Linked DNA regions of Homo sapiens: region 1 is linked to region 2. Evidence: chromatin loops called from intact Hi-C (ENCODE). Cell type or tissue: heart left ventricle. All regions are shown on one strand. Each heading gives the region's core, and the rest is flanking DNA. Links, peaks and the distances in the headings are about the cores only.

Region 1 (6,436 bases), core at 1-5,000, 250 kb after region 2:
AGAGCTCAGATTTGGAATGGTTTAGATGCTATTTTATTGCAGCTGTATTTACTGTTTGCTTTCCCAGCCATGGTGAGGAAAGTGGTACATTCCCAAGGCCCAAGACAGAGGAAGTGATTTACAAACCTAGCCCAGGAAGGGCCACCCTGTTCATCTTGGGGGAAGACCCGAAGCCCCAACAGGGCTCCCGGGTTGAAATGAAGCTGCTAATGGATGAGTCTTGTTGGTTTCGATCCTGACCTCTGTTTGCCTGTGGAAGCTGGCCCAAGGGGCCAGTGGCTTTGCTCAGGACAGTCTCATCCTGGCCAGCGAAGAGGGAGGCTGCCCTGCTTGGCCTCTGCTCCCTACACGCTCCCTACACACTCCCTACGCACATCTTAGTCAAACTGCTTCACCTTGGGCCTAATGACCACTCGTTCCATCTAGGGAGGCAGTGAGCTTTTTTTTTAAATTGTAAAAAACACATAACCTAAAATGTGCCATCGTAACCATTTTTAAGTGTACAGTTCTGTAGAGCTCAGTACCTTCACACTGTTGTGCAACAGCTCGCCAGAGCTGCTTCATCTTGCAACATGGAATCTCTATACCGTTTGAACAATAACTCCCCATTTCTCCTGCCCGCCAGCCTCTCGTAACCACCATTCTACTTTCTGTTTCTATGAGTTTGATGCTTTTAGATACCTCATATAAGTGGATTCATATAGTATCTGTCCTTTTGTGACTGGCTTATTTCCCTTAACCTAATGTCCTCAGGCTCCTCCATGTTGTAACATGGTAGGATTTCCGTCTTTGTAAGGTTGAATGATATTCCACTGGATATATGTACTGCGTTTTCTTTCTCCATTCATCTGTTCATAGACATTTGGCTTTCTTCCACCAGAGTTTACCCTTCTTTAACAAGTACTGAGTACCTACTGCGTGGTAGACAGTACCCCATTATCTTAGTGCTAAAATGTGTACTCATGGAGGGGCAGTATGAGTGAATCCGAGTACCTGAGAGGAAAGAAAACAAACGCCGTCTCCCACTGAGTGAAAACTAAATGTGGACCACCATCATAGCCACCCCATAATACAACAGCCCATGTTTACTGGGCCCTTACCATGTGCCTGACAGTGGTCTGATGTCTGTATTTGTGTCTCCATCTTATGTGATCTCATTCAATCATTAACAACCCTATATGCAGAAACCTTCTCCATCAACTTAACATTATCTCCAGTGAGGAACGGAGGCTCGAGGAGATTAAGTGACCTCCCGAGATCATGTAGCAGGTAGTGGCAGAACCAGGATTCAAACCCTGGCCATCTGGCTCTAGGTTCCTGAACTGCAGATGCAGTAGTTAGACTGAAAAACCTCAAACGGGTGCTGTGCTTCTATTTCACCTGCAGGGGGCCAAGATTCTTTTCCCAGGGTAGTAAAACGTCCCCGACACCACCTCTGCCCCATGGTCTCGAGCAAGCCGTAGATATGTGGTTGGTTTCCCAGTTGCAGAATGTAATGGAACCCTGTATGGGTGTCAGGCTGAAGAGGGTCATCCCACAAGTATTGAGCACCTCCTATGTGCTAGGTGCCGGGGATGCAGAGGTGATCTAGAAGGCAAGGCCCTGCCTTCAGTAAGGGGAGCTTTTTGAATACAGGGCCAGGGAAGTCGGGGGAGGGAGCTCCAAGGCTACCTGCAGTCACTGGAGTCTTGGACAAATAAGCCCTGGTGTTCAGAATCATCCAAGCTGGTCCCAGTACTTGGTAGAACCCAAAAATTTTCCATTGAGTCCTCTTTGGACAGTTGTATAATGGACAGTTGTATAAGAAGGTGTAGGGCTGAGAGCGTGAGAAGCTGCTTGATTGTCTCAACAGGATGATGATGAGATCCACAGAAAGACACCCATGGACACAGTAGGAAGTGACCAAGGACGTGGAAACATGGGGGAGGGCTGTGCAGTGAGGACAGTGCAGTGCACTGCTGGGTGGTCACTCCTGGGGTCCCTGGATTCCCCATGGTGGTAATACACAGCACAGAGTGAGAGTCCAGAGGAGGAGTCCACCTGGCAGGGAAGCTTGCTTTGCCATTCCTATGGGGGGTAATGTCCCCCATGCCACCCCCTGCCCCCAGCCCAGTGCTCCAGAGACTTCGGCCTGTCCACTCACCAGGAGCAAGGAACTGTACCTGCTAACCCCAGCTCATAGCTGAGGCTGGATGCTGCAAGGTCACACGCAGACAGACGCCAACCTCTAGCCTCCCCACAGAAGTGAACTGAGTTAACCATGAGCCCCTCCACCCCTGCTTTCTATTTATTTCCACTGCCAACATCCCCCTAGCTATGAAGTCATCACCAGGCCGCTACCCCCTCCCCCATCTCCAGAACAGGAGTGGTCATAGCATCCTCATTATAATGACTGAATGAAAGAAACTTGAAGCATCTGGTCCTGTGTCTGGCACTTAAGGAACACACATGTAGCTCTCCTTTCTCTCATCCTTTGGCTGTTTGCATGTGTGTCTTGGATCTCTGTCTGTCTGTGTCTCTCTTATCTCTTCATGGAATTCTGGGAAACACTCAGAAAGTGGTGGTTGGTGAGGGCACATTCATGTCCAGTAATAGCTGATGGAAATGGCAGAGGGCTTTGTCAAGTTGACGGGGAAGGTTTCTGCATGCCTTGCTTTTGGTGGAAGGGTGAGCGACTTCGCAGAGCCTAGAGCGGGCTTCCAGCTGCTCAGTACAAATCCCCCTGACCTTCGCGCCGGAGGCGCGGGCAGGTATTTTCCACTTCACAGCATTTCTTTTAATTCTTTCCTGATTGATGCGTGAGATGCCAGTGTGAAGGCAGCTCTGCCCCTCCAGCCTCGGCAGGATAGCTAGGGATGGATTCCACCACTGCTCTCACTCCCCCCAGCATCCCTTTATCCTGGATCCCGGGGTTTCTCAGCAAAGGTTTGAGGAATTTGACTTTCCTTTTGGGAGCAGGAGTCCTGGGGAGGTGGAGAAGGTGGTGGGAAGTAAGGGACAGCCTCCTTGCTTTTCATGGCCAGAGTTCACTAGCAAAAGTGGGGCTGCCTTGCCTCACTCCTTGTTGCTCAGAAAGATATACCAGAGAGTCAGTTTAACAGAGAAACAGTGTTACGAGCAATGGGTAAGAGATGTGGGTAAAGAAGGGAGTGGAAATGTAATCATTTTGAACCTAAGGAACACATTTGAGTTAAAAAGTCCCTGAGTACAAAAGGGGTGCTGTGCTCGTGTATAAACCAGGGTGGGCCCATTCAGGTATAGGTGACAGAGAGTTCTTCTGCCCCGCTCCCTGTATAGTTGCTTATGTAAATTCAGGGTGTTTTTCTCTCTTGTTGCAAGAAGTCAAAGTTGGAGTTACTCTTTTAAGTCAGCAGCTCAAAAATGGCAGAGCTGAAGTCTCTATGATTTTCTTAGTTTTTTCCTCTGGTTCCAAGATAGCTGCTATAGTGCCATCCGTCATGTCTAGATTCCAGGCAGCAGAAAGAAGGAAGGTAAGCAAGACGAAAGGGGTAGTTCCTAGACCTAGAAAGCAAGACTTTCGAACAAACCGTAAAAGATTTCTGATTGCAATTCTTTGCGTAGAACTATGTCAGTTGGCCACTGGTAGGGAGATTTGGAAATTTGGTGTCCACCTCGAATCAAATCAAACAAATGAGTGAGGAACAGAGGGAAGACCAGATGCTGGGTAGGTAATTAGCAACCCTGCTGTAGCACTTCTTTTGGATTAAATCAAAGTCTAGCCGCATATCACCCCTCCACCCACTTTTCCTCTTTTTTTCTCATTCATTTTCTATCTTTTTTCCAAGTGATGCATCAGGCTCCCTACTGCTGAGGTGCGGTGGTCAGCCTGGGATGAGGCCCTGGGTCTGTCTTCACAGACTAAAGATAGTGCCTTGACCTGAGCACAGCACTCAGGCTCCGTCTCAGGTGGCCACAGTAACTTTGCATAGATCCAGTCTTATCATCTCGTGTCATCTCCTATGAAGCCAACTATGGCATGCTGGCAGAGCTCAGCGTGCATGCGGTGACTCTTCGTTGGCCTCTGTGGAATTTGCACCGCAGGACATTCCCAGCCCCAGACTTACTGCGACTGGTCTCACTAACGCACAAGTAGCCCCTGCCGGCTTTGCTCATGGGATGTTGGGATGTTGTCCTCAGCCAGTGAGACACAGATACACACTCACAAACCATCTTCGTGACCACAGTGGGGGGTTGCTGGTTTAAAGCCAGAGACAGTGGAGGAGAAAGGAAGACCAAATCCTTATTTTTTTTGTTGCTGTTTACTGTCTTTCTGTTCAACAAGCTTTCAATGACCCCATCTAGGTGTTAAGGCTACAGAGGTGACAGTCCCAGTTCCCTACCTCTAGTTCATACTTCAGAAGTTTCAATGTTTCTAAGATATGGTGTTCCTTACAAAGGCACAGCATGCTGGGAAAGACCTTCAGGCATCGTCTGATCAAACTTCATCCTTTTTTTTTTTTAAATTGATGAAGAAAGCGTGGCATTGGGAAATTGAGTTGCTTAAGGCCAGAAAACTTGGAAGCAATGGAGCCCAGCCTCAGCTCCGGGCTGTCAGCCCAAGCCCATGCTGCCATCCCAGTTTGTTTTTCCTGTTACCTAACAGTCAAGGGGAATCATATTTCCTGGTTTAGCAAGCATCTTCAATCCACTATTTGCATGTCTTTCTTCTCATCTCTGGGAGCGAAACAAAAAGAGTAAACCTTAAAGGTTTTCACATCCTTCACCCTAAATGACCACTTACGCACATTTTAAGTTATTGTCAGCGATTTGTGTTTTAAAATACAAGCCTTGCTATGTTTAGCTAATTCTCCTGGGTGAGAGACATGATTGATTAGAAACTTTAACAGCCGTTCATGGAGAGAAGTATAAGTCTTTCAGGATCACGCCTCTCACCCAGCCTTTGTTGGGAATGGAGAATTGATCTGGGAGCCACAGCACTTCTTTCTTCCCTGGCAGATGAAAAAAAAAACCCTCGAGATCATTTGCAGGCCAGCCCCGCTCCCATGTTTTTTCTCTGAAGAGCATGGGAGAAATAATGCATGTTCCATTTCACAGCTTGGAAAATCAGCAGTAGTTGTTTCAGATTGCTGGAATTTTGGAAGGATTTTCTCTGTACTTTTCCAAGTGCCCCATGTGTTTGAATACCCAGGTGATGGTGGCGCTGGCTACCTAGACAGCTTCTTCCACCTTCACGCTCTGGACTCCGATGGCTGGACTTGCATTCTTGAGGGTCCCCAGGCTCCAGTGTGGTGTGTCGGGAACATAGGGAGAACCTTGCTCAATAAGCATCTGTGTCTGCCTTGGCTCAAGCTGGAGCAGGGTGTCCAAGGCAGCCTGGACCCGAATAAAGACACGCTTTATTTCCCCTTCAGTTGACGGAGGGGGATTTTGAAGGTAGCAGGGGAAACAGAGTGAGCAGTGTTCAGGGACGCAGCCCACCTTCCTGGGTAGTTTTCCACTGCAACAGACCCGCCGAGGCCAGCCAGCCAAGGATACTCAGAGTTTTACAAGCATGCTGTGTGGACTGGGGCGGGGGCTGGCTTAGAGCCCCCTATGCCGCCCCCAACCTGCAGTGCCTCTTGGTGAGGAGAGGAGGCAGGATGAGCGTCTGCAATCATTGCCATGACAAAGTACCAGAGGCCGAGGGACTTAAATAGCAATTTATTTTCTCACACTTCTGGAGGCTGGGAGTCTAAGATCAAGGTGTGGTCAGGGTTGGTTTCTTCTCAGGCCATGAGAGAAGGGGCTGTCCCAGGCCTGTCTCCTTGGCTGGTAGATGCACCTTCATGTTCACACAGCAGTCTCCTTGTGTCTCTGTGCAAATTTCCCCCTCTTGTCATGATACCAGACACATTAGATTGGGACCCCACCCTAAGGACCTCATTTTCACTTGATCACCTCTGTGCAGACACTATCTCCAAATAAGGGTACTGTCTGAACGACTGGGGGTTAGTACCTCAGCATGTGCATTTTGGAGAGACACAGTTAATTCATGACAGCGTGTACCTTACATTCCATGGTGTTTATCTGGAGAGGGGGAGGTAGCCCTGGGGACCGTAACTCTGGCACTTCCTAGCGCCTTGATGATTGGCTTTTCTCCTACCTTCTGCTTCCATTCTCCTCCTCCCAGACTCTCTCATCCAATAACCCCCGCATCTGTACCCTGTTCGCTCCATAATAATGATAACTACTCCTTAGTAGTTGCTTCTTAGGTGCCAAGCAAAGTGCTAGGCATTTTATTTTTATTAACTCATGTAATCCTCATGATGACCCTTGAAATAGGCTCTATTGCCGTTCTCATTGTATAAACAAGGGAACTGAGGCACAGAGAGATTTAGTAACTTGCCCAAGGGCACGCTGCTAGTAAGTGGTGAAGCTGGGATTTGAACCCAGGCAGTCTGGCTGCAGAGGATAC
Region 2 (8,352 bases), core at 1,979-6,978:
CTCTAATCATTGTGATAATCAGAGATGCTCTGGAAGATCTCCAAAACACCTCATAGGGACAGTACCCCCCTGGGAACTGCAGATCCAGCCTGTCCTTCCAAATGGATGAAGAAACTAAGACCCATGGAGGAAGACAGGCTTCCTCAAATGATGAAGCCAGCATTTGGAACAAATTCCTGACACTGGATTATGAATCTTTCTCTAGGGCCAGGCAGGTGGCTCATATCTGTAATCCCAGCATCTTGGAAGGCTGAACTGGGAGGATTGCTTGAGCCTAGGAGTTCAAGACCAGCCTGGGCAATAGAGCAAGACCCTGTCTCTATAAAAAATTAAAAAATTAGCCAGACATGGTGGCTTATGCCTGTAGTCCCAGTCACTTGGGAGGCTGAGGTGGGAGGATGACTTGAGCCAAGGAGGTCACGATCAGGCCACTGGACTCCAGCCTAGACAACAGAGTGAGACCTTGTCTCAAATTTAAAAAAAAAACAAAAAACTTTTTCTCCAATCATTGAGAGTAGGACTTGTTCAGATCATAAAGGAAGCTCCTGGAGGGACAGGGGCTTGGGGCCCATCAGGACTCAGCACCGCAGGGTGGTACTAAGGCAACTCCCATGAGCTGATGAGGAGGGAAGCCCCTGGGATGCTCTGGCCTCTGCCCCTGTCCCTTCTCCGCTGCGGCTCAGCCCTGCCTGGGGAGGAGAGCAGCAAGGGGGTGGGAGGGTGTGGGCAGAGATAAATCTGCTCCCAGGCAAAAGCTGGCTCTGACTCCTAATAGAACTGAGATGAGTGCGTGTATTTTAAAGCAAATAAATGTTTCAAGACCTGAGAAGGGAGACGTTAATGGCTCCATTCGAATTCAGCAGAATTTATTTTCCATTAGGGTTGGGCTTTCTGAGAAGCTTGGTTCAATCAAGGTTAGACATGAAAACAGCACTGTGGCTGAGTGGACACCAAGTTCCCCTCCACCCACTGCACCTTGCTTAATTAGAGCTCCTGACCTGCAGCCGCCCTTGGCTGGCCCACAGACAGATGCGCTAGTCTTTTTTGCTCTTTTTGTTTTTTTCTTTTTTTTTTTTTGAGACAGAGTCTTGCTCTGTCGCCCAGGCTGGAGTGCAGTGGCGCGATCTCGGCTCACTGCAAACTCTGCCTCCCGGGTTCACACCATTCTCCTGCTTCAGCCTCCCAAGTAGCTGGGACTACAGGCGCCTGCCACCATGCCCGGCTATTTTTTTGTATTTTTAGTAGAGACGGGGTTTCACCGTGTTATCCAGGATGGTCTTGGTCTCCTGACCTCGTGATCTGCCCACCTCGGCCTCCCAAAGTACTGGGATTACAGGCGTGAGCCACCGCGCCCGGCCACTCTTTTTGTTTTTTTCTATGTTGGATAAGATTATCTTTTCAAACTTATTTTCACAATCAGCACTGAGATGACCAACTAGCCAAGCTGCCCCGTGTGCCTGCCACCTCTCCATCCACGGGTGCCTGCCAGCCGGTAATGAGAAGTTTGCCTTGCCCTTTAGAACCATTATTTTAAACAATGAATGGTGTTTGCAGAAGTGAGATTGCGAATAGAGATTCATAATGAATAGCTTCAGCAATAATTACTTATTTTCTATATTTATCGAAAATGACTACATACAGTATTGCTGTTTTCTCTGAAGAGAAAAATGCAGTAATTATCATCGCTATTTATCTACTTTCCTATTTTAATAACTAGCAATTGCCATTTTTTAATTACTAGGGCAAAAAAAATGGTTGCCTCTTAGCTGAGATGGCTCTAGTGTCACGAAGAATGCACTTCCACACTAATATCAGTAACGTTGTGTGCAGAGAATAAATATAAGGTGTTTGGGTTTCTTGCCATTCAACCAGTTTGTTAGGCCTGTGACAGAAGCAGCAACTTGGGGTTGAAATGGTTTGTCTTCAGAGCTGTAGGGGAACCACGTCTCTTAACAAAGGTGATATAGTCCAGTAGCATATGTTTATTTATGTCCAATGATGTACTGATAAATGTATAACAACCAGCTTTCCAGTGGGAGAAGGAGCTCTGACATGTAGCATTGGCCAATTACTGTGGTGTAAATACTCCCATCATGGCAGATTTTAAGATACCAACCCTACATCATGAAATACACATTTGGGACCAGAGGCATGCAATTGACTCTCTCATGCTGGAGTCAGCCAGCTCTAGCACATCACTGGATATTAATTCTATGGTATATTTATTTATTTATTTATTTATTTGAGACAGGGTCTGGCTCTGTTGCCCAGGCTGAAGTGCAGTGATCTTGGCTCACTGTAACCTCCACTTCCTGGGCTCAAGTGATCCTCCCATCTCAGCTTCCCAAGTAGCTGAGATTATAAGTGCACACCACCACACCAGGCTAATGTTTATATTTTTGTAGAGATAGGGTTTTGCTATGTTGCCCAGGCTGGTCTTGAACTCCTGAGCTCAAGCAATCTGCCCACCTCAGCCTCCCAAAGTGTTGGGATTACAGATGTGAGCCACAGTACCCAGAACATACACATATTTATTGAGGGCCTCTTGTGTGCCAGGCAGTGTCCCAATTGCTGATGTGACAGCAATGAATGAAACAGGTGGCCCCTGCTCTAGTGAAATTTAGATTGAGTAGGAGAGACAAGACAACCACCAAAGGAACTGGTAAATACATAACACAATGTTGAGGAGTGGTGAGTGACAACTGGAGTGGAGTAGGAGGGCAGGCTGGGATGGGGTGAGGGTGGGAGCTCTTTTGCATATAGTGGACATGAATGTCCTCCCTAAAGGGTGTCATGAGCATAAATTTGAATGAAGTGAAGGAGAGAGTTTGTGAGGATTCCTGGGCAAAGAGCATTCTAGGGAGAAGGAAAAACCAACATCAATTCTATGAGGTGGGAGGCAGGAGGATGCCTGGGGGTTGCTTTTAATCTGTGTTTCTGAAGGTCTCAAGATCTGGGAAGTCTGGGGTATCTTCTAAGATGACACAGATATATTTCTTTTCTTGCTCTGCTCCAGTGAAGCATTCTTGCTCTAAATTTCAGCAGGGCTTGAGACCTGGGGGTGACCCATGACTCTCCCTCCCTCCATTTCCTGCAGGATATGATATTCTCACATTTCTTCTCATGTCCTTGCATACCTGCAGCTCATTTGATTTCCTTGTAGACACTGGCTCCTGACCTCCTCATTCCTCTTACATTGAAACTTATGCCCCCGCCTGGAATGGCAACCCGGGGGGGAAAGGGTTTGTTCACTCCTGACTTTCCGTCCCCTAGAACAGTGCCTGCCTCACAGTCAACACTTGGTAAATATTCATTGAATTCATTAACACAGGAGATGCAAGCATCTAATTATTTCATTAGGACTTCCAGTAAGGTCTTGCCTGAGCTAGGAGCCCACGCCCTCAATGCTGTATCCCCCTTCCTGACAGTTTTCTTTGCTGTTCTGCACTGACACCCTTGCCTGGAGGTAGACACTCATAAACACTGTGGAATGATTGACAGCATGGATATTGTTTTATTCTACATTACGTCTGTTTTTATCCTAAATTACTTTTATTCCTTCTTCATAGTATAGATAGGACATTCTATTGATTTTTTTTAAATTGTGTGTGCAGGAAGGTAAAATTATCTGTAAATTTCATTTCCACATAGTGAAGGAAGCATGGAAATCTTTTGTTCTCTAAAGGGGCTGCCATATCTGAGAGGCATAAGAATGATAGGCTGGACAGAATGATTTTCATTAATGGACTATTTCAATAGGCCCTAGGGGTCACCTTGAGCATTCCTGAAGCCACAAGAGAACTACCTGGATAGTTGACCACCAGGGGAAGTGTTGGGGACATTGGGAAACTCAAGGAAGACTGCTGATGACGTCAATGAGACACATCCCAGACAATGGCAGGGCTTCCTTTCTGGGCATGTCCAGTGCACACGGGCTGGAATCATGAGAGGGGACTTTCAGCTCCAGTGCTTTTAGAACCTGTTCAACGATTCGGAGTGGGGGTTTGAAGTGAGTTTCTCACTTCATGCCACATTTGATCTTCAGTGCACAAAGAAAGTACAAAGCCAGAGAGGTGAGCCAAGAGGCAAAGGCCCTTTACTCTGGGAGCTAAGTCTTGTTGGGTTTAAGCATGGATCAGTCTTCTCAGTGCTAATGATGAGATCGGGAAGTGTATTGATATTGCAGGTGTTTTAAGCATGAAGATGAAACAGACGTTTCTTTTTATCTATTCATCAGTGACTAGAAAAGTCTCTCGGCTCGGGAGATTTTGTTGTTTTATTCTATTTTTTTTTTCCACACTGACTTCTTGTGTAAAGAAACTCATGGCAGCACCTAATCTTCAGAAATAAGTGACTGGCAGCTCAGTGTTGAGAAATTATACTAAGGACGGGCACTGTGGGACTATCACTGGCCCTGTCTGGGCCATTTGGCAGTCAGTCAAGGCTGGAATAGTGAGTCACCCTCGGGGTTAGAGATAAGGAAGCTAGGCTCAGGGAAGAATGGAGTTGCCTGGGACCAACCTTCTGGTAAGAGACAGCCCCGGGCTGGGACACAAGCTTCCTGACTGCTGTTATCTTCTTCGCGGAGTTGATAGAAGGCAGGAGCTGGATTGTGTGAGTGTTCTCTCCAGAGAGACAGAACCAACAGGGAGTGTGTGTGTGTGTGTGTGTGTGTGTGTGTGTGTGTGTGTGTGTAGAGAGAGACTTTAAGAAATTGGCTTTCACAATTGTGGAGGCTCGATAAGTCCAAAATCTGATGGGATAGGCCAGCAGGCTGGAGACTCCGTGAAAAGTTGCAGTTCAAGTCCAAGGTCAGCCGGCTGGAAGAATTCCTTCTTGCTCCGAAGGTTGGTCTTTGTTTTATTCAGGCCTTCAACTGATTGGATGAGGGCCACTCACATTATAGGTGGCAATCTGCTTTACTCAAAGTCCACCAATTTTAATGTTAATCTCATAAAAAAAAATACCCACCTTCACAGAAACATCCAGAATGATTGACCAAATATTTGGGCACCATAGCCCAGCCATGTTGACACATAAAATCAATCCTCACACACACCTTAATTTTAAAATGTGTTTTAAATAATAGTAAATGCAATAGATATTCAGTATAGAAATTTTAAAATTGCAAACAAATATAAAAAAGAAAACTTTCCACTTCACCAGGGTGCATTGGGATATTGCCTTAAGAATTAATTCTAGGCATACTTACACTATAATATTTTCATACCTCGGAATGGTGTCATTTCACAGTAGTGTTTTGCAGCTTACTTTTTTCACTTAGCAAGACTCTATGAATTTTTCCCCAGGTTAACAGATGTCATTCCACATCCTGATTTTTAATGTTGGCACAGCATCTGTCTGATGCCAGCTGTAGTGAATGGCTTTGCTCCCTGCTCGACATCCTTCCTCCTTTTTCTGCTAACAGCATCAGATTTTCTTTTAGGGATCTCCCCTGCCCCAACTCCCAGGCCATGTGGTTCAGGTGGGGCTAAATCCTACCTCCTGAGCCCTCTTTGGCCTAGGACCAAAGTCCTCAATATTGAGAAAGAGGGCCGGGCACAGTGGCTCACACCTGTACTCCCAGCACTTTGGGAGGCTGAGGCGGGTCGATCACCTGAGGTCAGGAGTTTGAGACCAGTCTGGCCAAAGTGGTGAAACCCCATCTCTACTAAAAACACAAAAATCAGCCTGGCGTGGTGGCGCCTGCCTATAATCCCAGCTACTCAGGAGGCTGAGGCACAAGTATCACTTGAACCTGAGAGGCAGAGGTTGTGATGAGCCAAGATCACGCCACTGCACTCCAGCCTGGGAGACAGAGTGAGATTATCTCAAAAAAAAAAAAATTGAGAAAGAGGGTTCTTTTTTCCAGGTTGTTAGGCTGGTTCACTATAGGTCTGGAACTGCTGGAGGCCATTTTTGTCAATACGTGGACTTGGTCCTAAAGATGAAGCCAGAATGGAGGAAAGCAAATAAGAGAACTGGAGAGAAACAGATTCCTGATTACATATTATAGTTTGAACACCTGGATCCAGCCATGCCTGAAGCTATTCTCCTACACTTTTCCATTATGGGAGATAAGTTCTCCCTTTCTTTGCTTAAGCCAGTAGAGTTGGATTCTGTCACTTTACCTGCAAAGAGTTCAGAGTCTTATTTGAATATGGTATCACTCTACCTGACATATCCCAGTACATGACTGTATTATTTTCTGTTTTTGTTTTTTTCTTCCTGGCAATTTACCCACTATGAGCAAGATGTTACAAGGGGATTTGGAGATTATAAAAATGACTAAGAGGCCAGGCATAGTGGCTCATGCCTGTAATCCCAACAATTTGGGAGGCTGAGGCAGGAGGATTGTTTGAGCCCAGTAGTTTGAGACCAGCCTGGGCAACATAGTGAGACCCTGTCTCTGTAAAAAATAGAAAAACTAGCTGGCTGTGGAGGCATGCACTTGTAGTCCCAGCTACTTAGGAGGCTGAGGTGGGAGGATTGCTTGAGCCCACAAGGTCAAGGCTACAGTGAGCTGTGATCGTGCCACCATACTCTAGCCTGTGCCACAGAGTGAGACCCTGTCTCAAATAAAACAAAACAAACAAAAAATAAAAAACTAAAGTAAAAATGACTAAGACATACTCTTGGACCTCAAATAGTTTGATTCAGTAACTAGGGCCAAGTACATATTAGTCACCTAAAAGATTGTAAATTTCAACAGCTTATAAGGATCAAGACAGGCTTCCTAGAGGAATAAGCACTAGGCATTGACCTCAAAAAGAGGGAGAGATCATTTAAAATTCCTTTTCATGGCCTATAAGGCCCTATGTGGCCTTGTCCTGGCCACAGTTGTAATGTGCATATGTATTGCCTGGGATCTTACTAAAATGCAAATTCTGGGTGTGGTGGCTCACGCTTGTAATCCTAGCACTCTGGGAGGCTGAGGCGGGAGGATCACTTGAGGTCAGGAGTCCAAAACCAGCCTGGCCAACATGGTGAAACCCCGTCTCTACTAAAAATATAAAAAATTAGCAGGGCCTGGTGTCGGGTGCCTGCAATCCCAGCTACTTGGGAGGCTGAGGCAGGAGAATTGCTTGAACCCCAGAAGCAGAGGTTGCAGTGAGCCGAGATGGCACCAGTGCATTCCAGCCTGGGCAATAGAGCAAGACTCTGTCTAAAAATAATAATAATAATAATGAAATAAAATAAAATAAAATGCAAATTCTGATTCAGTAGTCCTCTGGTGGTGCCAAATTTCTGCATTTCTAGCAAGTTCCAGGTGAGGTGGGTCTGTAGGCTGCACTATGAATGGGAGGATCTGGCCCTTCCTCCTCCTGCATCATCTCCCACCCCGACCCCTCTGCTCAGCCCCAGGGACTCCTTTCTGCTTTCGCTGCACCTGCAGCTCTGCCACACCTGCTGGCCTCCATGCCTGGATTGCTCTTCCCTGAACCTTCTTACCTGGGGCTTCTCTTCCATCTCAGCTCAAACGCCAAGGCAGCAGCCAGGCCACTGGCGGCGCCCATTTCACATGGGACTTCCCCAGCACTCATGCTTTTCAAGCCTTTTTCACATTATGGCAGAGGCAGAAACAGTACTCTGTGTGGCTTGCTGGCCTGAATGGATAAGCCAGAGGGGGTAGCGGAAACTTCCAGGGGCTCCCCATTTTGCACATCTGTAATCCACTCACAGCGCATGATCAGGAAGGTCAGCTGAACCTGTTTTACCACTTTCATAGCAATTGCTGGGATCTGTGATGATGGCGTTGATTGACTTGTTCACTGCCTGCCTTTTCCAGTAAAGAATAAAGCCCTGTAACACACAACCCCGTTCCATTGCTCTCTCTTCAGTGGTGTCTGGCATGGCAGGCACTCAACAGACCCTCCTCCTGAGAATTTCCAGCAAAAGGAATATCATGAGCAAAAGTGGGGAATGGAGTGAGTCACACAGATCAGCTGCAGCCTGAGCACAGCATGTGTGGGAGGTGATAGGCAGTGAGGAAGGCGGTGATGAAGACCCGATGCTTAATCTGGGAGGTGATGGGGAGCTATGACCAGATGTGATTGGGGCTACCGAGGCGTGTCCGTCTGGCTGGTGGGGACAGGGAGAGGGAGAAAGTAGGCCAGTCATATGGTTTGGCTGTGTCCCCACCCAAATCTCATTTTGAATAGTAGTTCCTATAATCCCACGTGTTGTGGGAGGGATTGGGTGTGAGGTAATTGAGCCATGGGGGCGGTTACCTCCATGCTGTTCTCGTGACACTGAGTGTGTTCTCGCAAGATCTGATGGTTTTATAAGGGGCTTTTCCCGCCTTCGCTCTGCCTTTCTCCTTGCTGTCGCCATGTGAAGAAGGATATATTT

The links. Peaks named below come from ENCODE experiments on the same cell type or tissue, not always from the same donor. Only the 100,000 strongest peaks of a DNase experiment are listed, where the experiment ranks them.
Region 1: it touches region 2 in a loop (2.0-fold over the local background); 2 of 110 quality-filtered maps call a loop at or near these places.

What each region holds. Positions count from the first base shown.
Region 1 is chr12:104,652,541-104,658,976 of GRCh38, forward strand. All of the region lies in intron 2 of CHST11 (carbohydrate sulfotransferase 11), which reads left to right. Among named protein-coding and RNA genes, the nearest start is that of MIR3922, 64 kb to the left of the region's middle. In heart left ventricle, for the core only: no CTCF peak of the experiment used is centred there; no DNase peak of the experiment used is centred there.
Region 2 is chr12:104,404,285-104,412,636 of GRCh38, forward strand. No RefSeq gene overlaps it. Among named protein-coding and RNA genes, the nearest start is that of CHST11, 48 kb to the right of the region's middle. RefSeq lists an enhancer at 8,012-8,071. In heart left ventricle, for the core only: no CTCF peak of the experiment used is centred there; a DNase peak (open chromatin) is centred at 4,497; H3K27ac peaks cover 553 bases.